2 separate regions of the Homo sapiens genome follow, and region 2 is linked to region 1. The links are chromatin loops, found by intact Hi-C in ENCODE. Cell type or tissue: mammary epithelial cell. All regions are shown on one strand. Links, peaks and the distances in the headings refer to the core of each region. The heading gives the core; the rest is flanking DNA.

What was found. A loop is a pair of places that touch in the nucleus more often than their neighbours do. Peaks named below come from ENCODE experiments on the same cell type or tissue, not always from the same donor. Only the 100,000 strongest peaks of a DNase experiment are listed, where the experiment ranks them.
Region 2: a loop joins it to region 1, with 12 times the contacts of the local background. A loop is called at or near these places in 3 of 110 quality-filtered maps.

What each region holds. Positions count from the first base shown.
Region 1 is chr14:52,952,310-52,968,770 of GRCh38, forward strand. No RefSeq gene overlaps it. Among named protein-coding and RNA genes, the nearest start is that of FERMT2, 9.5 kb to the left of the region's middle. RefSeq lists an enhancer at 1-18. In mammary epithelial cell, for the core only: a CTCF peak has its summit at 8,998 (motif pointing left); a DNase peak (open chromatin) is centred at 8,982.
Region 2 is chr14:54,341,199-54,357,659 of GRCh38, forward strand. No RefSeq gene overlaps it. Among named protein-coding and RNA genes, the nearest start is that of CDKN3, 48 kb to the right of the region's middle. In mammary epithelial cell, for the core only: a CTCF peak has its summit at 6,992 (motif pointing left); no DNase peak of the experiment used is centred there.

The sequences.
Region 1 (16,461 bases), core at 4,955-12,954:
TAAAATACCTTTTAAAGATAAAAGACTCCAGTTCGCAGTCTCATAATCTTGTCGAATTGTCTCAAACGCTTGGAAAAGGAACTCGCTAGGCAGATAACCTTTTGTTCATTAACATTACTGGGAAACAAGATGAGAGGCCTCAAGAAAGGGGTGGAACTCAGAAAGGAGTGAAAGCAGCAAAATTTAGTCAGATGCCAAAGGCTTGGCAGAAAAAAAAATAGGGAAAACCACTACAGTGTTTTTAGCTAGTTATCATGGAGAAATTGATGCCTTCAGTCTCTTATCTGTCTACTCTCCAATATTTCTACTCGTGGACGTTCCAAATAGTTCACTTGAAAGCAATATGAATGTCCGGAGATGAGGGAGTTTATGTAAATTATGGGGTTGAAAATATACAGGAAAATGTTTTTAATAAATTAAGGAATTGCTTGTTAGGGCACAAAACTGCAGAACTGGATATGCAGCTATAAAATTAAGAGCTTATTTACGTTAAATGTTCAGAGAAAAAGACTGTAAGGAAATACAGCAAAATGTTAAGAAGCTCTCTGGGTCTTGAGATCACGGAAGTTTTTTCTTTCTTTTATTCTTTATTTTCTGCCAACTCAAAAACTTTACACCACCACCTAGAATTGCATCCAGCATTTCAGTTTCTCTGTACATGCCATGACATTCACGATGATAGACACTGGATACAGCAGCTACTGACTGAACGATGGACAGGATTTTCAGAGGTTTCCTTTGGTGTTTTTTAAATAGTTCTAAAGAAAACTTGAGTTCTTTAAGAGCAGAGATTTCAAATTATTTTCATTGTCCACAAATTCACAATAGCTTGGTACAGAGAAAATGGAAAACATGCTGGTGTCAAACCAACACAAATGTCAAAGAAACAGTGGGTCTGTTCCATGGAGAAATCTCAGGGGCCAGGTACAGTGGCTCATGCCTATAATCCCAGCACTTTGGGAGGCTGAGGCAGGAGGATCACTTGAGCCCAGGAGGTGGAGGCTGCAGTGAGCTGTATTCACACCACTGCCCTCCAGCCTGGATTGATCGCAGAAAAACAAAAAACAAATCTCAATGGGAAAATCCCCACTTTAAAAATATACTTATTTATTTCCCCCACTTTATCCCCCAAAAGATTTATGGCAACGTATAAGGATGCATAAACTGTGAGATAGTATACATTATAAGTGGCACAAAACAAGAAAAAAAAGGTGGGTGGGGATTGGGAGGCTTAGAGGGGTGGAGTAGAGATTTATTTATTTATTTTGGAGTAGAGATTTAAAATGGAGCTGGGAATGAAGCTAAGAATTGTATCTTATGACATTTGCACATGCTCCAGTAAGCTACAAAAAAATTATGGCTTTCTAAACATGCCTTTCTAGAACCTAAAATATCTATGCCCTTTCTGAATATTCCCTTTCCTTCAGACAAAATTGTTGAAGCCAACTGTCATGGTTTAGAAACTCTTTTAATACAGATGGTCCCTGACTTATGATTTTTTGTTTATGACGGTGTGAAAGCGATAGGCATTCAGTAGAAACCGTACTTTGAATACCCCTAGGACCTTTCTGTTTTTCACATTCAGTACAGTATTCAATAAATTACATGAGATAGTCAACACTTTACTATAACATGGGCTTCATATTGGATCATTTTGCCCAACTGGAGGCTAATGTAAATGTTCTGGATACATTTAAGATAGGCTAGGTTAAGCTGTGATGTTCGTCGGTAGGTTAGGTATATGAAATGCATGTTTGACTTACAATATTTTCAATTTACAGAATGTAACCTCATCATAAGTTGCAGAGCATCTGTACTCGGTTTCCAAATTCTAGTTATTTTCCCACTTTCCAGTAAGAGTTACTTTCTGAACACCCCCACGACAGCACCGACTGCTCTAACTACCGTGCTTTCCTGAATCCACTTCTACGAATGTTCTCTACATTTAGTGACAGAGAGTGGGGGTGGGGAATTTTAATATTGTGAATAACTGCCCTATTTCTTAACATTTGAAATCGCTTGAGTATAGCTTCATAAGACACTTTACTGGCTTTAGAAAGTCAGCAGTATATATTTGAGCAATTAATGCACAGGAAGGCAAGGACCTTCAGTTAAGTACCAGTGGAAGAATAATTAGATTAGGTTGGGTGCAGCTGATCCCTTCAGGCCTTCTTTTTGACTATTTCAAGCTGTCACTTGCTTTGAAGATTAAAGAGGAGTCAGCCTCACCTCTCTGAAACTGGGATTTTTTTTTTCCAGTTTATCAAGTGACGCTTTCAAGTGCATTTCTTAAATATTCACTTCTACCTAAGATTTAGAATGTATTCAAATGTAGACTCTTATCTGAAATCCCCTGCTAGAACCACTAGGACAATGCAATGCTTGTGGTACTTACATCATACTGAAAAGTAGCTGAGTACGCCAGTGTTTGGAAGAACAGCTCAAGCAATGAAAGCAGCAATATCCAAATAAGGTACCAAGCACTGGACTTAGATTTAGACCAAGCAGTGCCTCACAGATCTGCCGTCAAATGCAGCCCTCGGGCTTGGTAATGCTCAGGTTGACTTTAGCTTTTTTTCTGTGCCTACTTGCACTGTGCTTTATATTTCTAGAAGGTCAATTCAAAATATAACCCCTGGGTTTGAAAGAAGGAGAGAGGATGGGGGTAGGAGAAAATAAGAGAGGATTTGTGTGGGTGTGAAATGTGTAAGGGGGGACTTGAAAATGCGACATGAGGCCAGCAAGATGAAATGTAATGAATTATTCTTGTCAAATACCAGGTGGGTAGAATTCTTTCTTTGTCTTGGGGATTGCCAAAAATGGCACACACCAATAACGCTACTAAAGAGGTAGAAATCCAGGGGTGTGGAATGTGATCTAAATGGGAAGGGAGGTTGCAAAAGCCACTTTTTTGACAGAAATGGGCAGTCACTGTAATTAGCAAGAAAAGGACTGGCAAACTGAGAAACAAGATTTGCTAGGAATATGGCTGTTTTCACAGACCAAAGAAGGGCTCCGAGATAACAGTGAAATCTTTAAGGGGAAAGAAATGCACTGCTTACATTTACTGCTTTAGTTACAGAAAGTTTTATGTAGGAAACCATGCTCGGGATACCTTTTCCCCCACCTCCCCCCACCGACTTAAGTTTGAACACCAGGACATCTTGTGAAATATTCTTCACCTCAACAAAAATATCAAATGTTCACACGTACAAACACAGTAACTATGTGTCTAGCACAGTGTAGGACATTGAGACAGGCATGTAAATGTATAACACATGTCACAAATTCTTAAGGAACATCTATCTGATACAGGAGGCTTATATTTAAAACATCAGAAAGGACAGCCACGTACAACATATACAAAAATTAACTAAATACAGCATAGGCTTAAATGTAAGGTCTAAACCTATAAAATTCCTCCAAGAAAATATAGTACTAAACGTTATGACCTTGGATTAGGCAATGGCTTCTTAAATAAGACATCAAGGCATAAGCAACAAAGGAAAATATAGTTAAGTTGGATTTTATCAAAGTTTAAAATAGTTATATTTTAAAGGCAGCAACCAAAATGTGAAAAAGCAATTTATAGAATGGGAAGAATATTTGCAAATCATATATATTTTCAGTGACTTGTATAAAAAATAAATAAAGAGCTATTACAATTCAACAATAACCCCAGACAAATAACCTAACTAAAAATGGGCAAAGAATATGGATATACAGTTGTCCAAAGGAGACATACAAATGGCCACACAGAATATTCTCAACATCATTTATCAGCAGGGAAATACAAATTAAGGTACAATGAGATAACACCTCACATCCTACTAGAAGGACTATAATAAAAAAGATGATAACAAGTGTTGGTTAGGATGTGGAAAAATTGCAACCCTTATACGCTGCTGATGGGAAAGCAAATGGTAAGTTGCTTTGAAAAACAGTTCGGCAGTTCCTCAAAAAGTTAAACATAGAGTTACTATATATATGGTCACCATATATATATAGATATAGTTAGCATATACATAGCTACCATGGTCTGAATGTTTGTGTCCTCCTAAAATTCATATGTTGAAATCCAAACCCCCAATGTGATGATATTAAGAGATGGGGAAGGCCTGGTATAGTGGCTCATGCCTATAACCTCAGCACTTTGGGAGGCCTAGGTGGGAGGATCGCTTGAGCCCAGGCATTTGAGACCAGCCTGGGCAACATGGTGAGATCATGTCTCTGCAAAAATAAAAGTAAAAAAAATTATCTGGGCATCAAGGTGGGCACCTGTAGTCCCAGCTACTCAGGAGGCTGAGGTGGGAGTATTGCTGGAGCCCAGGAATTTTTTTTTCTTTTGTTTTTCAAGACAAGGTCTCACTCTGTCACCTGGACTGGTGTACAGTGGCACGATTTTGGCTCACTGAAGCCTCCATCTCCTGGGCTCAAGTGATTCTCCTACCTCAGCCTCCCAAGTAGCTGGGACTACTTGGCATGCCACCATGCCTGGCTAATTTTTGTATTTTTAGTAAAGACAGGGTTTCACCATGTTGCCCAGGCTGGTCTTGAACTCCTGACCTCAAACTGCCTTCCTCAGCCTCCCAAAGTGCTGAGATTGCAGGCATGAGCCATTGCGCCTGGCCAAGCCTAGGAGTTTGAGGCTGCATTGAGTAGTGGTCATGCCACTGCACTCCAGCCTGGATGACAGAGTGAGGCCCTAAAATCAAATTAAAAAAATTTTTTTTGTTGTTTTCATTTGTCTCTAAAAACAAACTTTAAAATTTTTTTAATTAAAAATAAAGAGGTGGGGCCTTTGATTAGATCATTAATCCCTTTAATAAGGGAGTAGCACACTTATAAAAGAGGCCTAATGGAGCTCATTTGCCCCTTCCACCATGTGAGGACACAGCGAGAAGGTGCCAACTGTTTACTAGAAAGCAGCCCTCATCAGACACAAATCTGCTGGCCTCTTGATCTTGGACTTTCCAGCCTCCATAAGTGTGGGAAGCAGATTTCTATTGTTTATAAGCTACCCAGTTTGTGGTATTTTGTTGCAGCAGCACAGATAGATTCAGACATCCCATAACCCACCATTTCTACTCTTAGGTGTATACCCAAGAGAAGTGAAGACATATGCCCACATAAAAGCTTGAACATACATGAATATTCATAATGTCTAAAAGATGAAAACAACCCAAACGTCTTTCAAGTAATTAATGGATAAACAAAATGTGGTATATTTATACAATGAAATATTGTTCGGCTGGGCATGGTGGCTCACACTTGTAATCCCAGCACTTAGGGAGGCCCAGGTGGGCGGATCACCTGAGATCAGGAGTTGGAGACCAGCCTGACCAACATGGTGAAACCCCCTCTCTACTAAAAATACAAAAATTAGCTGGGCGTGGCAGCATACGTCTGTAATCCCAGCTACTCGGGAGGCTGAGACAGGAGATTCCCTTGAACCCAGGAGGTGGAGGTTGCAGTGAGCCGAGATCGCAACATTGCACTCCAGCTTGGGCAACAAGAGTTAAACTTCGTCTGAAAAAAAGAAAAGAAAAGAAAGAAAGAAAGATTGTTCAGCCTAAGAAAAGAATTAAGTACCAATACATGCCACAAAATGGATAAACTTGAAATCATGCCAAATGAATGATACCAGACACAAAAAGTTAGGTATTGTATGATTCCACTTATGTGAAATATCCAGAATAGGCAAAACAATAGAGATAGAAAGCAGATTAGTGGTTGTTGGGAACTGGGGGCAGCGGGGAGGGTGGTGAGGAAAGAATGGGAAGTACTACTAATACGTGCAATGTTTATTTTGAGGGTGATAAAAATGATCTGAAATTAGATAGTGGTGATGTCTGCACAACTCTATGAATATACTATAAACCAGGGGTCCCCAACTCCTGGGCCACAGACCGGTAGCAGTACGTGGCCTGCTAGGAACTGGGCTGCACAGCAGGAGGTGAGTGGCGGGCGAATGAACATTACTGCCTGAGCTCCACCTCCTGTCAGATCAGCAGCAGCATTAAATTCTTATAGGCATGCAAACCCTATTGTGAACTGCACATGTAAGGGATCTAGGTTGCACGCTTGTTATGAGAATCTAATGCCTGATGATCTGAGATGGAACGGTTTCATCCCCTAACCATTCCCCCACCCCACCCTGCTGCACCTCAGTCTGTGGAAAAATTGTCATCTACGAAACGGTCCCTGGTGCCAAAATGGTTGGGGACTGCTGCTATAAACTACTGACATGTATCCTTGAAAACGTTGAATTTTATGGTATGTGAATTATATAATAATAAAGTAATAAAGAAATCAGAAGGGAAAAAAGGGAGCAAAAATAAAAGGCTAAATTGTGAAGTACAGATCCATTTTGAGGACTGTGATAGTCTAGACTCTGTAAGAAGCTGATTAACGAAGTCATGATATGTTTTCTGAAGACGATAAAGCTAAGCAGACAAAGGAGTAGATGGAGTTAGGCCTATCAAGACAATTAGCATGGGAAAATCACGAGGCAGAAGTGAGTATGGAATGCTCACCAGCCAGGAGAAGAAAGGAATAAATGCTAAGGAGATGCTTGGGGTTGGTGGCCACAGAGTGAAGCCAAACCAGGAAGGACAGAAGTTTAGACTCTGTGGTTTAAAAAAAAAAAAAAAGAGGAGCCATTTAAAAATTGGTTTGTGGGCCAGGCGCGGTGGCTTATGCAATCCCAGCACTTTGGGAGGCTGAGGTGGGTGGATCACAAGGTCAGGAGTTCGAGACCAACCTGGCCAACATGGTGAAACCCCTTCTCTACTAAAAATACAAAAATTAGCCTGGTGTGTTGGCATGCGTCTGTAATCCCAGCTACTGGGGAGGCTGAGGCAGGAGAATCCCTTGAACCTGGGAGGCAGAGGTTGCAGTGAGCCAAGATCGTGCCACTGCACTCCAGCCTGGGTGACAGAGCAAGACGCTATCTCAAAAAAAAAAAAAATGTTGATGTGTGGTAGTAATATTATGAAAGCAATGTTCAAGTAAGATTAATCTGGTAAAAACATGCATGATGGTTTGAAAGAGCTAGGGACTGGAATCTGAAAGGTTGGTTCGGAATCTGTTCATAACTTAGATGTAAGAAAAAAACCTTTGGTTGGTAAGATAAATAATAGGGGGTGGAGGATGCAGGGGATTTCAAAAATAGTATTAACAAAAAGTTTCTGAGCATTTTTGATGTTCCAGGCACTGTCAAGTCACTTTAAATGTTCCTTACAATAACCCTTAGTTTTTATTACTATCCTTATTTAATGTGAGTTCACTGATGGACAGATCGGTTATCTGGTTATACAACTTGTCCTAAATAAGCCACACAGCTGGTATGTGGAAGATCTGGGACTAAAACCTAGGTCTAAAAAAAAGATGGTCATAAATGCTTCAAAGTTTTTATGCTGAGGTGACTGGAATAACAGGGGTACTCCTGGACAGGGAAATGGAAGTTTAAAGGAGATGATTTCAGGGAGCCAGGTAAAGATGAAGAGTTTTTAAAAAGTAATACTGAACTTGGGGTGAAAGCATCACATTCAGTGGAAATGTTTAAAGGACAATTAGATAAAGAAGGCTGGCAGTCTTGTGAGACGATCAGATCACACAGAGAAGTCATTAACACAGAAGTGAGCCCTAATGAATGGCTCAGAGTCCCCAAATGAGGCTGCCCCTTGGGTCGCTGTTCCCCACAGGCAGAAGTAGGAAGAAGAGTTATCTAAGGTAACAGAGAAGAAAGGATCAGAGCTGAGAAAAGAATCAGATTAGTTAGGTGAGCCAAAAAAAAAAAAAAGAAGAAAGAAAAACTATTTGAAGAAAGAAAGGTTGGTCAACAGTATCAAATGACATAGAAAAGTTCAGGAAAATAGTGACTGGCAAAAGTTACTCTTAACCTTGCAGAGGACAATTCTAAAGCTGATGGAAAACAGATTTCCAAGAGTTAAAGAAGATAAAGGGAGGTTTGCCAGGGAAAGAAAAGCAAGAAATAAGATGGTAATTTGGAGGTGCACCAGAAACAAAGACACTTTTCAAAGCAAAGAAGACCTAAGCACGAGTAAAGACTATGAAAAACGTAAGGGGGATTTAGATTGATTTGTGGTTATCAGGAAGAACAAAGGAAAAAAAAAGAAAAAGAGAATATAAGAGGAAATATTTGTTTAAAAGATTCTTCATTGGGATAATTCCAAATATCCAGGAGGAAATAGGAAAAGCCCTGCCAAGCTAGAAGAAATACACATCAATTTTCAAGATTGGGTTGTTGGAAGGCTTTAACCATCTTATAAAAGTAGAAAGGCCCAAGAGGCTAGAGTAAGTTGATCACAAATGTATTTAAACAAATACTGTCAATATTAGTCAACGAGAGGGTGGGGCTGCTTGAGTTATTGTGCTGATCGGATGGAAGCCCTTCCCAGGTCAGATCTGGGCCAGGATGTAAGAAAGGAAGGATGTGATTGAGATTAGTTTCAGTATAACTAGGGCAGAGAGTCAGAGGCCATAGAGAAACCAGCGGTGACAGCACAGAAGTGCATTTGCCAGCCTAGAAGTGCTGCTGCCACCTGTGAGAGTCACTGGAAATCCACAGGCCAAGAATCCAGTCCTCACAGCTGCCTTCATCCTACAATGATGGATCAGTGTTTCCTTGTTAATAAACATGTAGGCTTCTCCCTGATTTTTAGTGTTATTTATTGTCTAGCTGGTTCCTCCTAGTTTTGGGTGGCAGGTAAACTGCTGACTCTCAAACCCATTCTGAGAAATGTTCCCTACCCTTTGTCCTTTGTAACACAATGTCCTCTTTAAATGCATAAACCCTCTGTTCTTTCCCAGGAGTTGCAATTCCACTAAAAGAGCCAAACCAGAAAGTCATCTAAAATTTCAACTGCCCTAGGGCCAACTCAGTCCACCTTGGAAGGACAGAAGTGCATGTTATCTACTAGCTCTTGAGAGGGTGCTCTCAGGTGACAGGGAACAGAACAGCAGCTGAACATTGCCATCTGGTGCCTGGGAGGTGTCACTGTATAAACCTTTCTTCTCTCTTGAACTAAATTCAACAAATAATTCATTAAGAATTTAGGCTCGGTGCAGTGGCTCTTAAGCCTGTAATCCCAGCACTTTGGGAGGCCGGGTGGCTGGGGCGGGGTGAGGGGGTGGACCACTGGCATCCAGGAGTTTGAGATCAGCCTGGCCAACATGGTAAGACCCCGTCTCCACCAAAAATGCAAAAAATTAGCTGGGCATGGTGGTGTTCCCCTGTAGTCCCAGCTACCTGGGAGGCCAAGGTGGGAGGATTGCTTGAGCCCAGGAAGTGAAAGCTGCAGTGAGCTGTGATCGTGTCACTGTACTCTAGCCTGAGTAACAGAGTGAGACTCTGTCTCAAAAAAAAAAAAAAAAAAAAAAAGAAAGAAAGAAAGAAAGAAAGAAAATAAAAGGGAGAATTTAGGCCGGGTGTGATGGCTCATGCCTCTATCCCAGTGCTTTGGCTTGGGAGGCCACGATGCAAGGATCACTTGAGGCCAGGAGTTCAGACCAGCCTGGGCAACAGAGCAAGATGCTATCTCTAAAATAAAGCAAAACAAATACAAGAACTTAGTAAACAAATGAAAATGTGTCCCTACACCTATTAAAAGATACACTCTTGACCAGGGGTGGTGGCTTAGGCCTGTAATCCCAGCACTTTGAGAAGCCAAGTCAGGTGGATTGCTTGAGCCCAGGAGTTCAAAACCAGCCTAGGCAACATGAGGAGACCCCCCCAACCTATAAAAAATTTTTAAAACTTAGCCGGCCATGGTAGCATGCACATGTTGTCCTAGCTACCTGGGATGCTGCAATGGGAGGATCACTTGAGTCTGAGTCTGGGAGGTCGAGGCTGCAGTGAGCCGTAATTGCACCACTGTACTCCAGCCTGGGTGACAGAGTGAGACCCTGTGTCAAAAAAAAAAAAAAGATAACTCTTCATTTTTAGGTTCCATATAATTTCCTTCACCATATAAACAGACTCTACTATCTTCCATTTAGATACATAAAGAAACAAGTCCCTCTCGATCACATATCTCCCTATATTTTTACTTCTGTGTTCCTTTAAACACAAAACCACTCAAATGAAAGGCCTGTATGTAATAGCTTTGCTTTCTCAATTTTCGATTACTTTAAAACTCACCCCCACATTTGCATCTGAAGAAAACATGTCACCTCAAAATATGCTTCTTTTTTTCACATCTGTATGAATCAAAACTGCCTCTTTGACATAAAAATTATTTTTGAGCTAAAGGCAATTAAGATGCAGTAGAGGAAAAGCTCTCTTTATCCAACCTCCTTTTCTGCCTAAAGACAGGCTATAAATTCTCCTTTGCTGGAGACCACTCTAGACTCTTACCAACCCAAACATGGCACCAGAGTGATTTGCAAACAAATTTTATCTGTTAGTTTCCTCCAATATATTTAACTTTCCTTAGAAGTCTAAAATTGCTTTTCTTTGTCTGTTCTCTACAAATGTATTGTTCTTTGTTGAAGATGCTGTATATGCTGTATAAGCCATTGATCTGAGTTACTTTTCATTGAAATTTCTCCCAGATGATGTGTGCTGTATGCATTAATTAAATTGTTTGTTTTTCTTTTGTTAATCTGTCTTTTGTTATAGGCATCCCAGCTAAGAACTACGAGGGGTTGAGGGAAAATTATTTTTCCTCCCCAATACCTCTGTTTCTATCAGTCCACTGAGTCAGTTTTTTAATGTCACCAATAATCCTCATGTGGCATAAGAAATGGTGCCCTTTCCATCCTTTTCTTCGAATTCTCTCAGCCGCTTGCCCACTCTCTCTTTCTGAACACACACTCCTCTTGGAGTCTGGACATTGCCGTCTTTGAGCTTTTCCTCTACCTCTCTTTTCTCATTTTTCAGACTTCCTTGCTTTCTTGCTGGCTCATCCTCTAGCTGATCTCTGAAGTCAGCATGCTATAGTACCTCTTTTCTTCTCTACATACATTCTCTCTCCAGCTGATCTCCTCATACCTTGAGGCTTAAAATACTATCTCTCTGTTGATGATTTCCAAACCTCTAGCCCAGACCTGTGCTTGAAGCTCCAGACCTGTAGATCCATGTGTAGTAGGCACTTCAAACTAAAATGTGCAGTGTGAGACTCTGGACTTTTCCTCCAATATCTACTTCTGCCCCAGTATTTTTCATCCCATCAGATAATATCACCATTCAACCCATTTGCTCAACTTACAAACTAGGAGTCAACCTTGATTTTCCACTTTCCTTTACTGCCAGTCTGCAATGACTAGTTTAACACTACATCCTGTTGGTCTGTCTCTAAAACAGATCCCAAATTGTTCCACTTTTCTCCACCTCCACCACCCCACCCTAATCTTAGCTACTGTCTTCTCACTTATATTATTTATTCAGTAGCCTCCTAAGTGGCCTCTCTGATCTTTCCCCTTCCAATCCATTTCACTACACAGCAGCCAGAGTGATCCTTTAAATCTGTAAATCACAACATTTACTCTTCTCTTAATAACATCAGTAGCTTTCCATCACACTTAGAATAGAATCCAAACTCCTTATCATGGCTTGAAAGGCCTCACAGGATCTGGACCGTCTACCTTGCTGACCTCTTGCTCACTGTATCCAGTCATTCAGGACTCCTTACTTTTCTATCTTAGCACATACCATTCCCTTGGCCCCCAGGCTTTTCCCTGCCTCTTCTTGTGGCTCTATGTTTCTCAGCCCCAGTATCATCCCTCAGCAAGGCTTTTCCTGGCCAGGCAGTCTGTAGTAGCCTTTACCACACTGCATCCCCACCACCCCATTACTTTCTATTTCCTCATTTGCTTTTGTTCTCCTATAAAACTTACCAAGAATTCAAAATTATCACATTTGTTTGTTAGCTTATGATATTGTTTGGCTCTGTGTCCCCACCCAAATCTCATCTGAAATTGTAATCCCCATGTGTCCAGGGAGGGAAGTGATTGGATCAAGGGGGCAGTTTTCCCCATGCTGTTCTCGTGATGGGGAATGAGTTTTCATGAGATCTGATGGTATTATAAGTGCCTGGCATTTCCCCTGCTTGCACTCACTCTCTCTCCTGACACCATGTGAAGAAGGATGTATTTGCTTCCCCTTCTGCCATGATTTTAAGTTTCCTGAGGCTTCCCAGCCATGTGGAACTATGAATTAATTGAAGCTCTTTTCTTTATAAATTACCCAGTCTCAAGTATTTCTTTATAGCAGTGTGAAAACGGACTAATACAGCATATTTGTCTTCATCCCAGCCAGCCTTCTTTTCTACCATTATAAGAGCCCCTTGAAGGGAGAGACTTTCCAATTCCATGCACTGGCACCATTCCAGCTCCGTGGGCACAATTCATGTCATGATCATGTGAATAGAGGTCCCTAAGGCTCCCAGCCTTGTTCTACTTTGTTCACAGCCATATCTCCCAAGCACCTAGCATAGTACCTGGCACATGACTGGTGCTCAACAAGAATTTGATGAATGAATGAAAGAATGAAAGGGTGCATATCTTGGATTCTGTGCCACTAAGAAACTTAAACTCGTAAAGACTATTAGAACCAAGAGCATCAGCACGACATATAAATATTGATGAGTTTCTCAGCCCCACATGCTTTTTTAGTAGTGTGCTCTGATCTTTGAGCTGTAACCAAATATATCAATATGCATAGATCCTGTCCTTATCTTTGTCATAGACACTGTCCTTCAATCTTGTCTACTATCTTTGATTAGTCAACCCTGGCCCTTTGCAACCTAGCCTCACTCCTCATTCTCCTATGACTTCATCTCCTATTTCCCATTGAAATTGGAGCCAAGGGAATAACTCCCTTGATTTACTCTACCAAACCTTCCGGACTGTCAAAATCTACACAAGATGGTCTCTCTTCCTTCCCTGCCATTAGGCAGAAGAGGTGTTCATGTTCTTATCAAAGATTAATCCATCTGTGCCCACATCCCATTTCCTCCTATTCTCAATAGATTCTCCAGTGTTTTCTCCTGCATCTTTAAACTCTCTCCTTGACCCAGAGGCTTCTTATCTGCACTTAAATGTGCTCAAGTCTTTCCCATCATTTGAGAGGCTAGAGAAGAAGTCAGAAAGCCCTCCTCAGACTTTACTGTCTCCTTTGCTGTTGTCCTTCCCTTCACAGTCAAACTTCTCCAAAAAATTTTAAGCATTGTCTATACTTACTGTCTCCATTTCCTCTTACTGTTTTACTATATTTAATTTTTTTATTTTTAATTTTTGTGGGTACATAGTAGGTGTATATATTTATGGGGTACATGAGATATTTTGATACAGGCATGAAGTATGTAATGATAACATGGAAAATGAGGTATCCATCTCCTCAAGCATTTATCCTTCGTGTTACAAACCATCCAATTATACTCTTTTAGCTATTTTTAAAATGTACAATTTAGTCATTATTGACTTTAGTCATGCTGTTGTGCTGTCAAATAGTAGGTCTCATTCATTCATCCTTTTTTTTTTTTTTTTTTTTTTTTTGAGATGTAGTCTCACTCTGTTGCCCAGGCTGGAGAGCAGTGGAACAACTCTGGCTCACTGCAACCTCAGCCTCCTGGGCTCAAGCCATGCTGCCACCTAAGCTTCTTGAGTAGCTGGGACCACGGTGCACACCATCATGCCTGGCTAATTTTTTGTAGAGATGGGGTTTCACCATGTTGCCCAGGTTTGTCTTGAACCCCTGAGCTCAAGTAATCCACCCATCTTGGCCTCCCAAAGTGCTGAGATTATAGGCGTGAGCCACCGCTCCTGGCCTTCTCCATTCTTTCTATTTTTTTGTGTGTCCATTAACTATCTCCGCCTCCCCTCTCACCACGCCCCCAACCCCAGCCACTACCCTTCCCAGTCTCTCGTAACAAACCTTCTATTCATGGACTCTGTGTCCATGAGTTCAATTGTTTTGATTTTTGTATCCCACAAGTAAGTGAGAACATGCAATGTTTGTCTTTCTATGCCTGGCTTATTTCACTTAAGATAATGACCTCCAGTTCCATCCACATTATTGCAAATGACAGGATTTCATTCTTTTTTTTTTATGGTTGAATAATACTCCATTGTGCGTATGTACCACATTTTCTTTATCCATGCATCTGTTGATGGACACTTAGGTTGCTTCCAAATCTTGGCTTTTGTGAACAGTGCTGCAACAAACACAGGATTCTGCAGACATCTATTCAATATACTGATTGCCTTTCTTTTGGGTATATACCCAGCAGTGGGATTACTGGATCATATGGTAGCTCTATTTTTAGTTTTTTGAGGAACCTCCAAACTGTTCTCCATAGTGGTTGTACTAATTTACATTCCCACCCAGAGTGTATGAGGGTTCCCTTTTCTCCACATTTCACCAGCATTTGTTTTTGCTTGTCTTTTGGATATAAGCCATTTTAACTGGGGTGAGATGATATCTCATCATAGTTTTGATTTGTATTTCTCTGATGCTCAGTGATATTGAGCACCTTTTCATATGCCTGTTTGACATTTGTATATCTTCTTTTGAGAAATGTCTATTCAAATTTTTTGCCCGTTTTTTGATTGGGTTATTAGTTTTTTCCTATGGAGTTGTTTGAGCTGATTTTATATTCTAGTTATTAATCCCTTGTCAGAAGGGTAGTTTGCAAATATTTTCTCCCATTCAGTGAGTTGTCTTTTCACTTTGTTGATTGTTTCCTTTGCTGTGCAGAAGCTTTTGAACTTGATGTGATACCATTTGTCCATTTTTGCTCTGGTTGCTTGTGCCTGTGGGGTATTTCTCAAAAAATTTTTGCCCAGACAATTGTCCTGGAGAGTTTACACAATGTTTTCTTGTCATAGTTTCATAGTATGAGGCCTTATATGTAAGTCTTTTTTTTTTTTTTTTTTGAGACAGAGTCTTGCTCTGTCACCCAAGCTGGAGTACAGTGGTATAGTCTTGGCTCACTGTAACATCTGCCTCCTGGGTTCAAGTGATTCTTGTGTCTCAGCCTCCTGAGTAGCTGAGATTACAGGTGTGCACCACCACAATTGGCTAATTTTTGTATTTTTGATAGAGATGGGGTTTTGCTATTTTGGCCAGCCTGGTCTCAAACTTCTGGCCTCAAGCACACCTCCTGCCTTGGCCTCCCAAAGTGCTGGGATTACTGGTGTGAGCCACCATGCCTGACCAGATTTAAGTCTTTAATCCATTTTGATATGATTTTTGTATATGGTGAGAGACAGAGGTCTAGTTTTTCTGCATATGGATATTCACTTTTCCAAGGATTATTGAAGAGACTATCTTTTCCCCAATGTATGTTCTTGGCACCTTTGTCAAAAATGAGTTCACTGTAATGTGTGAATTTGTTTCTGGGTTCTCTATTCTGTTCCATTGGTCTATGTGTCTGTTTTTATGCCAGTACCATGCTATTTTGGTTACTATAGCTCTGTATAATAATTTGAAGTCAGGTAATGTGACTCCTCCAGTTTTGTTCTTTTTGCTTAGGATAGATTTGGCTATTCTGTGTCTGTTGTGGTTCCACATAAGTTTTAGGATTTTTTTCTATTTCTGTGAAGAATGTCATTGGTATTTTGATAGGGATTGCATTAAATCTGTAGGTGGCTTTGGGTAGTATGGACATTTTATTTTATTTATTTTTTTGAGATGGAGTCTTGCTCTGTCACCCAGGCTGAAGTGTAGTGGCATGATCTTGGCTCACTGCAACCTCCGCCTCCCGGGTTCAAGCAATTCTCCTGTCTCAGCCTCCCAAGTAGTTGGGACTACAGGCACCTGCCACCACGCCCAGCTACTTTTTGTATTTTCAGTAGAGACGAGGTTTCATCATATTGGTCAGGCTGGTCTCGAATTCCTGACCTTAGGTGATCCACCTGCCTTGGCCTCCCAAAGTGTTGGGATTACAGGCGTGAGCCACCGTGCCCGGCCAGACATTTTAACGCCTTTTTTTTTTTCCAATCCATGAACATGAACACCATTTTTTGGTGTCCTCTTCAATTTCTTTCATTCAATGTTTTATAGTTTTCATTATAGAGATCTTTCACTTCTTTGGTCAAGTTAATTTCTAGGTATTTGATTTCATTTGTGGCTATTGTAAATGAGATTTCTTGATTTCTTCTTCAGATTATTCACTGTTGGCATATAGAAGTGCTCCTGATTTTTGTGTGTTGATTTTATATCCTATAACTTTACTGAATTTATCATTTCTAATAGTTTTTTGGTAGAGTCTTTAGGTTTTTCTAAATATAAGATTATATCATCTGCAAACAAGGATAATTTGACTTCTCCGATGCCAATTTGGATGCCTTTTATTTCTTCTCTTATTGGGTTGCTCTAGCTAGGACTTCCAGTATGATGTTGAATAACAGTGGTAACAGTGGGCATTCTTGTTGTGTTCCACATCTTACAGGAAAGGCTTTCAGTTGTTCCCCATTCAGTGTGATACTAGCTGT
Region 2 (16,461 bases), core at 3,705-11,704, 1.4 Mb after region 1:
ACCAACATATAATCACTTTGCAACTGACAACCTGATAGACAAATAAGCAAGTATTTGAATAGACATTCAAAAAGAAAGCAAAAAAGAGATGATTCTTAAAGAATAGGTCCCCCATTCCCATAAAAGGAAAAATGCTATGTAAAATTTACATGGAGATGCCATTTGTTTAACCTCTCAGATTGGTAAAGATTCAGAAATTTTGAATGCACATTCTGCGAGTTAGGGCTGTGTTGGGAGTTTAAATTGGGACAAACTCCATGGAGAGTGTGGCCATCTGAATAATGACCCCACAAAGATGTCCACATGCTACTCCCTGTAACCTGTGACTATATTACCTTACATGGCAAAAGGAACTTTGCATAAGTGATTAAAGTTGCAGATCTAAAAATGGAGAGTGTGTCCTGGATTATCCAGGTGAGCCCAATATCATCATAATGCTCTTTACAAAAGTGGGGCAGGAGTGTCAGAGCCAGCAGAGCTGTGATAACAGAAGCAGTGGCCAGAGAAAGAGAGATTTGCAGATGCCACACAGCCAGCCTTAAAGATGGAGGAAGAGATCGCAAGCCAAGGAATGCAGGTAGCTTCAAGAATCTGGAAAAGGCAAGGAAATGGATTCTCCCCTAGAGCCTCCAGAAGGAGCACAGCCCTGCCACATCTTGGTTTGAGGACTTTAGGCCTCCAGAATTGTAAGATAATAATTTTGTGCTGTTTAAAACCACTGCATTTGTGGTAATTTGTTGTAGCAGCTATGGGAAACTAACATGGAGAACAACTTGGCAAACTACAAATGTATGCATGTACTCTGGCCCAACAGCTCCGTATCTAGGAATTTAACCTAAGGCATTCACATAAATACAAATAATGCATGTACTGCATTGCTGTGTGTAACAGCAAACAATTGGAATCCACATAAATGTTCATCAAAAGGAAGCTGATTAAATGATGGGGCTGGGCACAGTGGCCCATACCTATAATCCCAGCACTTTGGGAGGCCAAGGTGGGCAGATTGCTTGAGCCCAGGAGTTCAAGACCAGCCTGGCCAACATAGCAAAACCTCACCTCTACAAAAAATACAAAAATTAGCCAGGGGTGGTGGCACATGCCAGTAGTCCCCGCTACTGGGGAGGCTGAGGTGGGAGGATTACCTGAGCCTAGAAAGTCGAGGCTACAGTGAGCTGAGATCACGCCACTGCATTCCAGCCTGGGTGATAGAGCCAGACCCTGTCTCAAATAAATAAATAAATAATGATATGACCACACAATGCAGCCATTAAAAAAATAATAAGTTTTTTATGCTGTGGTATGAGAAGATCTCCAAGATATTGGAGGTGAAGAAAAGAAGACGCTTTTACTGCAATGAGCACAGTGGGTCCAATATGCTGACAGCTGTGTAGAAATCGGGAAGAGGGAGGATATATACTTATTTGTGTATCTATGCATAAATATCTCTAGAAGGAAAAATAAGAAACTAATAGTATGTGTTGCCTACAAGAGAAGGAACTGGATGGCTGAACAAGAAAAGGGAAAGGGAGACTTCTTACTGTATACCTTTCATGTTTTATTGAAATCTCTGTAAGTAATATGAATAGATTACCCATTCAAAAATGTAAATAAAAACAAAAAGATTACAAACTAAACAAGAAAGAGATTATGTAACTTGGCCACCCACCCAGCCAGTAAAGACACCATGATCACCAGTGGGCCTTTACAGAACCTTTCATTGTTTTTGAGGTTGGCTGTGCCATGAATTCCAATCATCTAGAACCACAGGAGTGAATGCAGGGTGTGGCCTAAGGAGCAGGGTGAGAGCGCGATGTGGTAGTCTGATGGGATGTGGATGAAGGTCTGTGGTTAGCTAAAGCAGAGTTAACCTTACATTGTCTCTAAGTCAGGGCAGGAATTCTTCCTAAGTCCCTTCCGAGACCCTGTCCAGCCACAGAAACTCTATGAGCTGGGTTGCCAGATTCAAAAATGAAACTACAGGATGACCAGTTACATTTGAATTCCAGATAAACAAAAATAATTTGAAAGCATTTGCTGTTTATCTGAAATTCAAATATAACTGGGCATCCTGTATTTTATTCAGCACCTCTACGTGTAAGGAGCCCCATGGCCTGGGGAGAGAGGCAGTGCAGCACACGAAGGCCAGCATGCAAGGCCAATGGGTCACAGCCTCCATGTCACAGCTACCGAAACTGTCCCTTACAGAGACTCTGAACACGTCCTTCTGACAGGTAGGAATAGAGAGAGGAGGGCTGCGTGGTAAAGTCACCGGCCGACAACAAAGTTACAGGGCTCCAAGTTAAAGTCAGTCTCTCAGCTCATTTCTGGCCCTGGAGCTTCTCCTGAAGGTGCTGTACGGAATGCTCTAGAAGAAGTTTGGAATGGGGGTGGGGCATGTCAGGCAACCCAGAGAAATGTTCTCCCAGCCCAGGTAATAAACGTACCCCTTTCCCCAAAGTACCGTTAAAGATGTTTAAAAAAAAATCTTAAAGAAAAAAAAAAAAAACCCTTTAAGCTGACCTCCTGCCAAAGTACACATCAATTATACAGCTTCAGTCAGGCGGATGCTCGAGGAAAGGGGATCATGTTACACCCAGCTGGGCACTTTGTAGTTAGCACAAATGTAATATAAAGCGCAGCAGAGTTCATCAAGTGTCTGTCTGGATTTTCAGTTTTCATTAGTGCTATAATTAAAACCACATTTTCAGCTCTATTACCTGTAACAAGAAAGGAATGAGAAATGAGCTTGTCAAGGTCAGGCTTTTCCAGCTATTTATACTGAGGATCTGCAGGCCACAAGTTGTTGCATTTGGTGTAAACCAGAGCGACCGGCCAAATGTCGCACTCCAATCCATCCTGTGTGGCTTGAAAGGCACGCTCATGAGGTCATTTCCTTTGAGTGGCCACTGGGTCGCAGATGTCCACACGGCACCAAGGACCGGGAAAGATGGGTGATCAGGTAAATCCACCCTGGGCCATGGAGGGGTTTTCTCTCCCATTATGATCAAATTGGTTTCACCTCCTACAACAGCCCCCAAAGGCAGTTCTCAGACACTCGTGTTGAGGGCAGAAATCCTAAAGTCTAAAGACCATCCCCTTCCAACCTTGATGTGAGGTTGTGCAGGAGAGGGCTGGATGGGAAGGTACATTTTAAACCTCCCCTGTTCAACAACACACACACACACACACACACACACACACACACACACACACACACTTCACAGTCCTCACTCTAGGCCGCAGATCCTTTCAGCCTGAACTTCCAGGCAGATATAGAACCCAGCCACTTCTCCCCAACACGCTGGTCCCTGGTACCACCATCTCTCCCCTGGATTCCAGGAAGAGTCTCCCTGATTCTGCCCGGCTCTCCCCTCCACCCTCCCACACACACCCCACCGTCTGTCCCAGCAGAGCAGCCAGACCGTGTCACTCCTCCACACAAACCCCTCCACTGGCTTCCGGATCTCTCAGATTAGAAGCCAGGCCTCACAGTGGTGCTGGGGCCCCACTCCCTCTGGCCTCCTATTGGTCCTGGTCTTCTCTCACTGCACTTCCCCCCATGCTCCTCCTCCCCACTCTGTCCCAGGCCGTCTGGCCTCTGGGGTCCTCAGACACAGCAGCCACAGTCCTTCCTCAGAGGCTTTGCACTTGCTGTGCCGTCTGCCCGGAGTTCCCTTCCTCCTGTTATCCTCATGACTTGCTCTTCACTCAAAAGGCACCTTTTATACAGGGAGGCCTTCCCTGACCACCCTACATCACAGTACAAGCCACCAGCACCCCTAACCCCTACCCCCCTTAACCCCCACCCCACTGACCACGGCATTCCCCATTTCCTCTCTCACCTTTATTTTTCCTCATGGCACTTATCACTATCTGGTCTACAACATACTACTTTACTTCTTTATTTTCTTTAGATGTCTGTCTCTTCTCACTCCCAGAATGTAAATTTCTTGAGGACAGAGATTTTTGTCTGTTCACTGCTGTATCCCCACTACTTAGAAGAGCCCTGGCATGTAATAAACAGTCAGCAGGTATTTGTTGAATGGATGAATACAATCCAGAGACGGCTCAAGCTAGCACCAAGTGGGCCTTCTGTGGGTGAATAATCACTTACTCCCTGAGATCCACCCAGTGAGAAAGTGCAAAGACCATCTGCTCTTCTACCCACCAACCCAAAGGTGGGTCTCTGACAAGTGCTTGGTCTCCGGGCAAACTCAAGATGGCTGAGACACATCTTTCTCCACCAGAACCACCCTTGGAGAGCCGACTGGTCATCCCTTACAGTAGATGAGATCCAGACTCCCCTCACCTTGTAGGAGGTAGAATGCCCTCCCAACAACACTGCCCTCCTTGCCTTCCAGCCTAGATCCTAGGTGAACTGGACCTGAGCACTGAGTACCTCACCTTGATGGTTATATCAACTTGGCTGGGCCACAGAGCCCAGATATGTGGTCAAACATTATTCTGGATGTTTCTGTGAAAGTGGTTTTGGATGAGATTTACATTAAATGAGTGGACTTTGAGTAAAGCAGAATGCCCTCCATAATATGGGTGGGCCTCATTCAATCAGCTGAAGGCCTAAATGGAACAAAAGACTGACCTTTCCTGAGCAAGTATAAATCCTGCAGCAGACAGCCTTCAGACTTGAACCACAGCACTGGCTCTTCCCAGGTTATCTAGCCTACTGGTCCACCCTGTAAATTTGGGACTTCCAGCTTCTGTAATCACATAAGCCAATTCTTCAAAAATCAATCTCTTTAAATATATATACACATATATATACACACATATATATACATATATATGAATATATATACATATATACACATATATACATATATACACACACATATACATATATACACATATATACATATATACACATATATATACATATATATACACATATATATATATACATATATATACACATATATATATAAAACATATCATGTATTAGTTATATTTCTCCAGAGAACTCTGACTAATACACATGGCTAAGCTGTTGAGATGTAGTTCTCCTGGGAGTCAACCCTCCTGCAGGAAACCAAGTTCTTCCAAGGGCCATCTGCTCTGGAAGCATGAGCTTCCATCTCATGCCTCTTCCTTTCATCCATGCGCAAAGACTTATACAGCCCCCTGGCATTCCCAGGACACCTTGCTGGTCACTTCCCAAACTAAAGGGCAGAAAAGAATCCCATATAACAAAAACTGTTGCTCAGCTGCTATACTAGGAACTCAAGGAAACATTTCTTTGTCTATGATGTCATCGTAAACAATCTTACCAGGAGCAATAATATTCATATGCCGCATGCAAACATCACACCGTCACTTCGTGCTAACACTTGACTGAAGTCTGAGAGGCTGAAGAAAGAGCAGAATAGTTAAGAGCATGAGCCCTGGAGGTCTAACTGCTGGGACTCCAGTCTCCACTCTGCCACAAACTAGCTGAGTAAAATGTGCCAATTCCCTTAACCTCAATTCTCTCATCTTTAAAATGGGATGCAATAATTATACCTATTTCACAGGACTGTAATAAAACCAAGTGGAAAAAATACAAGTGAAGCACATATCCCTGTGCCTGACATACGGCCCATGCTCTGTAAAGGTTACTGGTATTTATTGCTGCAGCAAGAAGCCCAGGCCTTAAAGAGTCTTCTACAAATGCACGCAGTACTCTGAAGAAGGTGATTAAATCAGTTATGACTCTGTGGGTTGCAAGTGAAAAGCAGAAAATCCTTCAAAAGATATAGAGCCCTCAAGAACTCTTGGAGGGCATGCTACCACAGACGAGTCTCTTCCACAGTAGCCCCAGAAGTGGTTGCACCACCACATAGATTGGATCCTATGGTGAAAGGCTGGGCTCACTTTAAGGCTGGGCAGACTGAATTGTGAAGAAACTCTGCGACTTATTCATAGATTGTGAGAATAAATGGTAAACAAGTAAATGAGCAAATACATCCATGCCAGGAAGGAAACAAACAGGGTGCTTTAACATTTAAAAAGAAGTGGGTGTGTCATACCCAGCACAGGCAATTCCATACAGACAAGACGGTAGATGAGTGGATGCCAGAGGCTGGGAGGAATGCGAGGTGGGCCGTGACTTCTTCATGGTATGAGGTTTCTTTTGGGGACAATGGAAATGTTCTGAAGTTAGATAGTGGTGATGGCCGTATAATATTGTGAATATACCGAAAACCATTGAATCGTACACTTTTAAATGGTGAATGTGGTGTTTTGTGAAATCTTATGTGAATTATATCACAATTAAATTTTTAATTAAAAAAGAAAAGCTGGCTGGGGCCGGGCCTATTTTAGATGAGGTAGTCAAAAAAGTTCCCTCCAAGGGGTTTCTATGACCAGAGGACTGAGAAATGGGAAGGAGCCAGCCTTTGGAAGATGCACGGAAGAGCTCACTGTGCAGATGGAAGAGCAAATGCAGATGCCACAGAGTGTGCCCCGCTTGGCAAGGTCCATGTGCTGTCCCAGATTCGGCCCCTGGGAAGGAAGAGAGAAAGAGAGCTTGAAGTGTAGGAAGAAGCTATATCCTAGAAGGCCTTGGTAGGGCACAGTAAGAAGTGGGGAGTTCATGCTAAATGAAATTGAAACCCACAGAAGGCTTTTCCGCAAAGGAGTGCCCACCCCACTTGCCATTTTTGGAAGATCGCTCCCAGCTCCCAGCACGCAAAGCACCCATTACCAAGTGGCAGGACCAACACAAGGTATGAGACATTGATGAGATTCATTCTCATTAGTTGGAAGCTTCTGCACTTTCAACAAAACTGTAACCAGGGGCTACGAATTAGATGATGAGCTTATTCTTAAGAAGACATGTTATAAAAGGTAATATGAAACAATATGGATTTCTTGTCTATTCCAAAAGGCACCTTCTCTCTTTCCCCATAAAATACTTGGTAATAAAAGGATACTCTGTCACCTCCCAGCTTCCTGGAGTGACAATGGCAATGCTGTCATTATTAAGTCAAGAGCGCCCTCTACAGTTATGAGTCTAGATTACAGCTTACTATTAGCCTCGAACAATGTCTACTTTTGTGAAAAATTACCATCCCCTCAGCTCATGCCATCCATGATAAGCTAGTCCCACCAACTCTTTCCTGAAAACTGAAGGAAAATATTCAAAGGAAGTGACATTGGCAGCTTTCTTGGATGACTGAAATGTCAACACAAATGTGTCGGCTCTTTGGAGTAACAGTCTCCATAGGCCAAAAGGAGGATGGTCGGGTGTATGTGTGTGTGTACAATATACATCTATCTACTCACTGCTAATCAATATTTGATCTCATTATGTAACTGGAAAAAGAGAACATGTGTTTGATCACTTTGTGATTATCAAAATACTTGATATCAAGTCGGTGAAAAGTACTTCAAAAATGTAGAAGTTTATTATCTTGCCATAAAATAATAGAACAAAGAGGCAAGGGACTGGCTTCCATTGGCCCAGTGACAGCAGCAGGAGGCTAGGAGAAGCTCAACCAACAGCTGAGCAGTAGTATGGACGGGTTGAAAAAGCAATTGATATTTGGGAGGAAGGCTTTGACCAAAAAAGTGGGGAGATGGATGGAACCATGAAAATCGCATGAAAAAGTGCGAGAAGCTTTTTTAAAAATTCCCCAGGAGAGGGATTTTAAAAAGAATACCCAGAGAGAGGCGCCTGTGAGCAGCTGGAGAGGACAGGGAGGACTATTTGTCTAGGAAATTAGAGCTGTTAGGCAGAGCTGAACTGCCTAGAGAATGGGAAATCATAATTTGTGAAACGCTTTTATTGCACCCCGCCATGGTGGATTCCTTGTCCCAAATATTCTTACGCAAAATTTATTCGGGAAGGAGAAAGAAAGGGCATGCGAGTTCAGAACCTGTCTCACGCCTCTAAAACTTCCAGGCCACCTTCAGTACAAAGAATGGGGGGAATGTCCGGGCGAGCCACGGGAGGCGTTGGGGAGAGGGGAAAACGGATTCCTTCCTGCCGTTCTGCTTCCACTGATTAATACAGCCATTAAAAAATGAAATCTGTTCCTTAGACAAAATATGGTGAAACATTCCTGCGCGCTCCATCCTTGAAACAGATTTCAGTATTGGCCTGTCTTCTCAGTGTTTGTTTTGGTTCCTTCAGCCCACGCTGGAGTCCATGGGTTTTTTCCTTCACTCATCATCTCGCCTCCTGCTGCTTCAGCCGAGAATGAAGTAATAATTCAGCAAGCTGTTCAGGACTTCCCATCAGCCCAACTGCACCGCGCCGTGTTTTGAGGGCTCAGGCATCCTTGAACTCCACGGCAGAGCAAGCCGCGGGAAGGAACTCACTCATGTTGGCTCCCTTGCCTCAATTAAGGCAGTTTAGGAAGCAAAGTGAGAGAAGCACTTTAAAAAGCACAAGAATATCTCCTCGTGGGTCCTCACTTGCATGTTCTTACGAAGCCGGATTGTTCGTAGCCTACTCTGCAATTTCAGAGTGGTGAGTGGCTCCAAAGCAGCTTACAAGGAAACATAACTGTCACAGAGGCTAAGAGATTGCTTAAAAATAAATTACTGATTCTCTTTTCCTGAGAGCAACCTGCTGTGACCTTTGGAAGGCTTCTTTTGGGTCTTCAATTTTGCATCTGCCTGAGCTAAAAGGGATTGCCAGAGTCCCACTGTTTGGTTTATGACCCAGCTCATCCCTGTCCCTTGGAGGACGTGAGGACATGAGCCTGGCATTAGTGCACACTGTAAATGTGTTTGTGCCCAGAACTCTCTAGAATAGAAAGGTTTCCAAGTACTTCACTATAATGACTTAGTCACAAATGAATTTTAATATGCTAGAAGAACATGAGTATTTTGGATGAAAAGCCAATCTTTTCGTCCCCCCTTTTAAAATAGAAAGAAGCATAGCATCTGAGCTCTGTGGAAGGGACCATCCAAAACTAATGAAATACCATCTTAACGTAAGCACCTAAAGCAAGCATGTGTGCGCCATGGGGGCCTCAGTCCTGGTGGTTTCCTGGAGAAGATTTCACATGAGAGAGAAAAAGCTTCTCTGTTCCCTGATGCAGTGTGGATATTTTTAAATGGACTTTATGCGTTTTTTGTTTATTTGGTTTGGTGCTGAAAAATTAGACAAGGCACTCAGCTCTCTTCACATGACTAAAGTTTGAACTTGTGCATAATGAGTGCAAAATAGTGTCTGAAAATAGCAAAGAACAGAAGAGTAAGATGATCAGCGGGAAGGGAGGCAGCACGTCATAGGGAAGGCAGCCAGTACTCTGAAAAGCAATCCAACAAATAATTAACTGGTTGAAAGCCAAGAGGACAGTATGATAACAGACACTGATAGACACTAATTATAAGTGCAGTACTGTGAAACATGAAGAAATGATATGGTTAACAATCCTAAAAATGTTACAATGGGCAATGTAAGATGAGCAAGGAAGCTACAAGGAACACTCTATCGTGTTATATTTTGGCTGCTAATTTCTAGCAATAACACATTTATAATGATATGCTATTAACAAATTGACCAATACATCTTTTTTTTTTTTTTTTTTTTTTGGAGACAGGGTCTCGCTCTGTCGTCCAGGCTGGAGTGCAGTGGCACAATTTTGGCTCACTGCAAGCTCCGCCTCCCGGGTTCACGCCATTCTCCTGCCTCAGCCTCCCGTGTAGCTGGGACTACAGGTGCCTGCCACCACGCCCAGCTAAATTTTTGTATTTTCAGTAGAGACACCGTTTCACCGTGTTAGCCAGGATGGTCTTGATCTCCTGACCCCGTGATCCACCCACCTTGGCCTCCCAAAGTGCTAGGATTACAGGCGTGAGCCACTGTGCCCGGCCGACCAATACATCTTTTGAACCACTGAAAAGGTTGGCTGAACAGAAAAGTATTTTTGCATGTAATATATATGGAAAGGAAAGAGAGAGTGTCAGATTATAGGAAGAGTTACACTGAGTCAAGCCCATCAAGGTACAAGGTTGAAGGTAAGATCCCAGGTGAAAGCCAGGCACGGTGGCTCATGCTTGTAATCCCAGCACTTTGGGAGGCTGAGACAGGATCACTTGAGCCCAGCAGTTCAAAACCAGCCTGGGCAACCTAGTGAGACCTTGTCTCTACAAAAACTAAACAAAATTAGCCAGCAATGGTAGCTCTCACCTGTGGTCCTAGCTACTCAGGAGGCTGAAGTGGGAGGATCACTTCAGCCGGGCAGGTCAAGGCTGCAGTGAGCTGTGATCATGTCACTGTACTCTGTCTCAAAAAAAAAAAATAAAAGTGTTCCTACTTCTCCACATCCTCTCCAGCACCTGTTGTTTCCTGACTTTTTAATGATTGCCATTCTAACTGGTGTGAGATGGTATCTCATTGTGGTTTTGATTTGCATTTCTCTGATGGCCAGTGATGATGAGCATTTTTTCATGTGTTTTTTGGCTGCATAACTGTCTTCTTTTGAGAAGTGTCTGTTCATGTCCTTTGCCCACTTTTTGATGGGGTTTGTTTTTTTCTTGTAAATTTGTTTGAGTTCATTGTAGATTCTGGATATTAGCCCTTTGTCAGATGAGTAGGTTGCAAAAATTTTCTCCCATTTTGTGGGTTGCCTGTTCACTCTGATGGTAGTTTCTTTTGCTGTGCAGAAGCTCTTTAGTTCAATTAGATCCCATTTGTCAATTTTGGCTTTTGTTGCCATTGCTTTTGGTGTTTTAGACATGAAGTCCTTGCCTGTGCCTATGTCCTGAATGGTAATGCCTAGGTTTTCTTCTAGGGTTTTTATGATTTTAGGTCTAACGTTTAAGTCTTTAATCCATCTTGAATTGATTTTTGTATAAGGTGTAAGGAAGGGATACAGTTTCAGCTTTCTACATATGGCTAGCCAGCTTTCCTAGCACCATTTATTAAATAGGGAATCCTTTCCCCATTGCTTGTTTTTCTCAGCTTTGTCAAAGATCAGACAGTTGTAGACACGCGGCATTATTTCTGAGGGCTCTGTTCTGTCCCGTTGATCTATATCTCTGTTTTGGTACCAGTACCATGCTGTTTTGGTTACTGTACACATGGACACAGGAGGGGGAACATCACACTCCGGGGACTGTTGTGGGGTGGGGGGAGAGGGGAGGGATAGCATTGGGAGATACATCTAATGCTAGATCACGAGTTAGTGGGTGCAGCGCACCAGCATGTCAATGTATACATATGTAACTAACCTGTACATTGTGCACATGTACCCTAAAACTTAAAGTATAATAAAAAAAAATTAATAAAAGATCCCAGGTTACTCCCCAGATGCAAAGACCCTATAAAGCCTTCCTAAAATAACCAGTCTTATCATCTCAATTGGCTGATGCTTAACGTGCAGTCAACAATTTTTTTTTTTTTTTTTTTTTTTTTTAAGAGACTGAGTCTCGCTTTGTTGCCAGGCTGGAGTGCAGTGGCATGATCTCGGCTCACTGCAACCTCCACCTCCCAGGTTCAATTGATTCTCCTGCCTCAGCCTCCCAAGTAGCTGGGACTACAGGTGCGTGCCACCATGCCTGGCTAATTTTTCTATTTTTAGTAGCAACGGGGTTTCACCATGTTAGCCAGGATGGGCTCCATCTCCTGACCTCATGATCTGCCTGCCTCAGCCTCCCAAAGTGCTGGGATTACAGGCATGAGCCACCGCGCCTGGCCGCAGTCAACACTTATTTCATCTTTAGCTTTATTGGCAACATTAGGGACTGTCAAAAGTTTGAATATGTCTTAAATTGAAAGCTCCAAAGGGCAGGAAGTCTGACTTCCTGGTTCACTTGTCAATACCACAGAACTACCATAGGTAAGTTTTTCCAACAATGTATTTTCTGTCACTTTTTGTTTTTCAGTTTGTTTGTTCGTGGTATGTAGGTATGCATTTTGCAGACAATGAGAGCAAACATTTACTGAATGCTTGCTGTGTGCCAGGCACCATCCTAAATTCTGTGCACACATTACCTTATTTAACCCTCACAGTAACCTTCATGGGGAGGTACTATGACCACCTCCCTCTTTGCCAGCTGAAACGACTGAGGCACACAGAGGCTAGTAAGTCTGCCACTCCTCATCTCTATCAAGTTCCAATTCCAACTGCTGGCAGAAATTACACTCCTAGCTAACTCCAGGTACGTTAGCAGTTTCAAATTTAAAAACAGTTCAGCATTTCCTCCTCCTCCTCCTCTTCTCAAGGTCGTTTCTAAGCTCTTGGGGACTTGTGTAGCACTGTGACACCCGGAAAAGGCATCTCCTCCCTTGTGGCCATCATCTGCCTTACACTGGCAACTGCTGAGATGTTCTGCTCAGTTTGGTCCTCAGATCTGATGACCCTCCAGAGCCAGCATGTGCTGGGGGAGCTGAATTCCTATCTCGTCTCCAGCCACAAAGTGAGCACTCAAAATGCTGGTCTTTCTACCAAGGGACACCTTCAGGCCCACCTGCCCTCACGCTTCCTCTTGGCTAATTCGCAAGCCCTTCTTGAGTGATATGAAACTGTGCTCTTCCAAGGGCAGGAAACCAGGTAGGTTGTTGGCTGTGTTGATACCTACGCTCCTTGTCTTTACTTGTATGAGGCATCCCACCAGTGTGGGAGGGAAGCCCCAGAGCATGGCATGCTGTCCCAGAACTCATCCTGGACATCATCTCAAGCTCCCTCTGCCCTTGTGTGCCCATGTGGATCTCAATGTCCCAGTGTTACACAGTTTGTTACCTCTTGGCTTTCAGCCAAAGCACCACAATGTAGCAGTCTCTTTGTGAGGTATCACCCAGAGTTCTTTGTCTCACAACCAAGAAAATTAAGGAGTGTGGACACAAAGGGCGAGGTTGGAGTGCAAGTTTAATAAGTGAAAGAAGAGAGGGCCCAAAAGAGGTGTTGCCATGGAAAGAGGGCCCAAAAGAGGAGTTGCCGTTTTTACAGTTGAATCCAAAAGCTTTTATGAGAAACTCTCCTCATCTCTGCAGCTGTTTGTGTAACTTCCCTTATCTGTGGAGCTGTCTGTGTAACTCTCCTAATCTTTGCAGCTGTGGGCATGTCTTTTTAGGAAAGCACAAAGTGCAGCTTCTCTTGTTTGTGCAACTGTGGGTATGTTTGGGTAAGGCCCCACCCCCTCCCCATGCAAGTTCCCATGGAGCCTCCCATGTACATACCTGAAAAGGGGAAGAAACTTTTTCCTGGGAGCCTGCTGATTACACCAAGAACAAAGGCTGCTGTGTTGGGTCTTGCTTTCTTATCTGTGCAGCTGCAGCCTGAGTTTTCCCCAGGCTGCTGTTTGTGCCTATAGCTTTGATTTTTCAGGCTGTTTCTCTGTTTGAAGGAGTTTTACCAAGGACCCATCTTTAGCTGTCTGCCCAACTCATTTTTCCTTTTCTCCCTCACCAGCACACTGCTCCTTCCCCAGCGCTGCTCTCTAGGATGGGTGTGAGTAGCAGAAGGTTCTGCTTTCTCAGAGATCACTTACTCCTGCCTCTATCTCACCTCTCCAGCCCACAGTTTTCTTCTTCTCTTCTGTGTCTTATGGGGGAAAAATAATCCCGACTCCTAAAGTGTTCTTCACAAATCTTGCTTATACCCATGAAATGGCTTTGGAATTTAAAATGAAGATTCAGAAGTTGTGTTCACCGATTTCACACCAAAGATCTTTCCTTAAAGTGATGGTGACTAACATTGAGTGTTCAGGCTTAGGGCAAGGCGTCAATGTAAAAATGAGTAAATTTGATAAAGCATAGAGCAGGAGGGTACACATAAGTTATAAGTCCACAATATCATGCCACCACAAAACCATGAGAAAAAAAAGTTTAGTAAATGATAGGGAAGGTATCCACACACTCTAAAAGCACAGATCAAAACATCTCATTGGATTCAAAAGCTGATAGATGATATAATTGCATTTTATATGACACTCTTGCAAAGGCAAAATTATAGGGACAAAAAATATAGATTATATACATACAGTGGAATATTATTCAGCCATGAAAAAGAATGAAGTACTGATGCTTGCTACAATGTGGATGAACCTTGAAAACATTATGCTAAGTTAAAGCCAGATACAAAAGGTCATATATGATTCCATCTGTATAAAATATCCAGACTAGATAATCCACAGAGACAGAATACAGATTGATAGTTACCAGGGACTGGGGAGCAAGAAAGAGGGAGATAACTGTAAGGAATTTTACTTTGAAGTTATGGAAATGTTTTCAAACTAGACAGGGGTAGTGTTGCACAACATTGTGAATGTATTAAATGTCACAGAATTGTTCACTTTAAAATGGTTAGTTTTATGTTATATGAGTTTCACTTCAGTAAATTATTTTTTTTAAATCAGTGGTAGCCAGGGGTTGGGAAGAGACTTGACTATAAAGGGGCACAGGACTACTTTGGAAGATGATGGAATTATTCTGTATCTTGATTGTGGCAGTAGTTACACAGCTATCTAATTAGTCAAATGTAGAAACTATACATTTGAATAGTTTCGCATCTATTTTATAAAACTATATACAAATAAGCATGATTTTACTGTGTGTAAATTATAGTTTAATTTCTAAATGGAGGGAGAGAACCATCCAACAGATAGAAGTGAAATAAATATTACTAAATCCTGCGACAGGTTATTTTACTAGAGAATGACTAATAGGGTCATTAAAAGATTTTTTTTAGTTTCAATCTAATAAAATAAAAATTTACTGGCTACTATAGGATGGAATTTATACTGTCATTTTTCATCATCCTGTTAGTCACTGTTTAAAAATTTGGTGTGTATCAATGTGTTAGAGAACTTAACTAAGATTTTTAAAGATAACTATGTAAATATATCAATACTAACTCTCTAAATAAAGGAAACTGTACACTTAAAAGCAATCATTGAGGCATGAGGTCAAGTAGGTTATTTGTGAAATAATGTAGCGCAGAACTCCAAAGTCAATCATAGCAAGACAATTTAAACTATCCTGACCTAATAATTTCAAACATATTTTATTCATTTCAAAGGTGTTCTGGCTATCCATTGCTGCTTAACCAGTCCAAAACTTATTGGCTTAAAACAATTTTAGTATTATCTCCCACAATTCTGAAGGTTGAATGGGCTCAGCTGGACAGTTCTCATCCAGGGACGTCATGTTGCAGTCAAATGGAGGAGTGAGTTTCAATCTGTAAGCTCAGTGGGCCTGACGTTCACTGTGCCTCACTCCTGTGATGGCAGTTGAAGCTAGTTGTTGGCCAAGAGCCCAGCAGTGGTCTGGGAAAGCACATCACATAGCCTATATGTGGCCTCTTCATGTAACCTGAGCTCCACCCAGCACAGTAGCTGGGATCCCGGAGGAAGTATCCCAAGAGCAAGCATTCCAAGAGGCTTGGATAGAGGCTGTAAGACCTGACCCAGCCTTGGAAGTCACACAGTATCATTTCCACCTCACTTTATTGGTCAAAAAGCAAGTCACAGGGCCAGCCCAGACTCAAGGGTAGGGAACTACACAAGAGTACTAGGAGGCATGTTTCACTGGGGACCATCACTGGAAACTAGCTTCCAAAAGAACCATCAATATTTATGAGGATCTTGGAATGATATTAAGTTTTCAGCTGTATCATTTTGGCAATTTTTTAATAAAAATTAGTCCCAATTTTAGAAAGCATACATCTTGGCAACTAACTACTGTCTAGTTTATTCATTCAACAAAAATTTACTGAGTGCCTACTATGTGCCAATCACTGTGCTAGGTCTGGAGGATAAGTGGATAATTAAGACGTGAAATCTGTCTTCTTGGAGCTTAGAGTCTTAGAGTGTGCATCATGGAAAGAAAAATTCCACAGACTCTGTTGGAGTGCAAAGGAAAGAGTTGGTTCTCCCTAAAGTGGAGTAAAGGAATGTTAGGAAATGCTTTAGAGAGAAGGGATTCATGGGGGAAAGTTTTTAAAAAAAAAATTTTAAGTTGACAGGTAAAATTATTTGTATTTACCATGTAAAACACATTGTTTTGAGGTATATGTACATTGTAGAATGCTACCTTTAGTTAAGTAACATGCATTATCTCACATAGGTATAAGTTTTGTGGTGAAAACACTTTAAATCCACTCTCTTAGCATTATTCAAGAATATATTAACTATAGACACCACGTCATACAATGGATATCTTAAACTTATTCATCCTTTCTAACTGAAATTTTGTATCCCCTGCTCCTCCAACCAGCTCAGATCCTGGTAACCACCATTATATTCTCTACCTCTACGAGACCACCTTTCTCACATTTCACATATGAATGAGATCATGTAGTATTTGTATTTCTGTGCCTGGCTTATTTAACATAATGTTCTCCAGATTCATCCATGTTGTTGCAAATGACAGGGTTTCTTCTATGATGAATAGATTTCCATTGTGTATATATACCATATTTTTAAATCCTTCATTCATTGACAGATACTTAGGTTGATTCCGTATCTTGGCTACTGTGAATAATGCTGCAATAAACATGGGAGTGC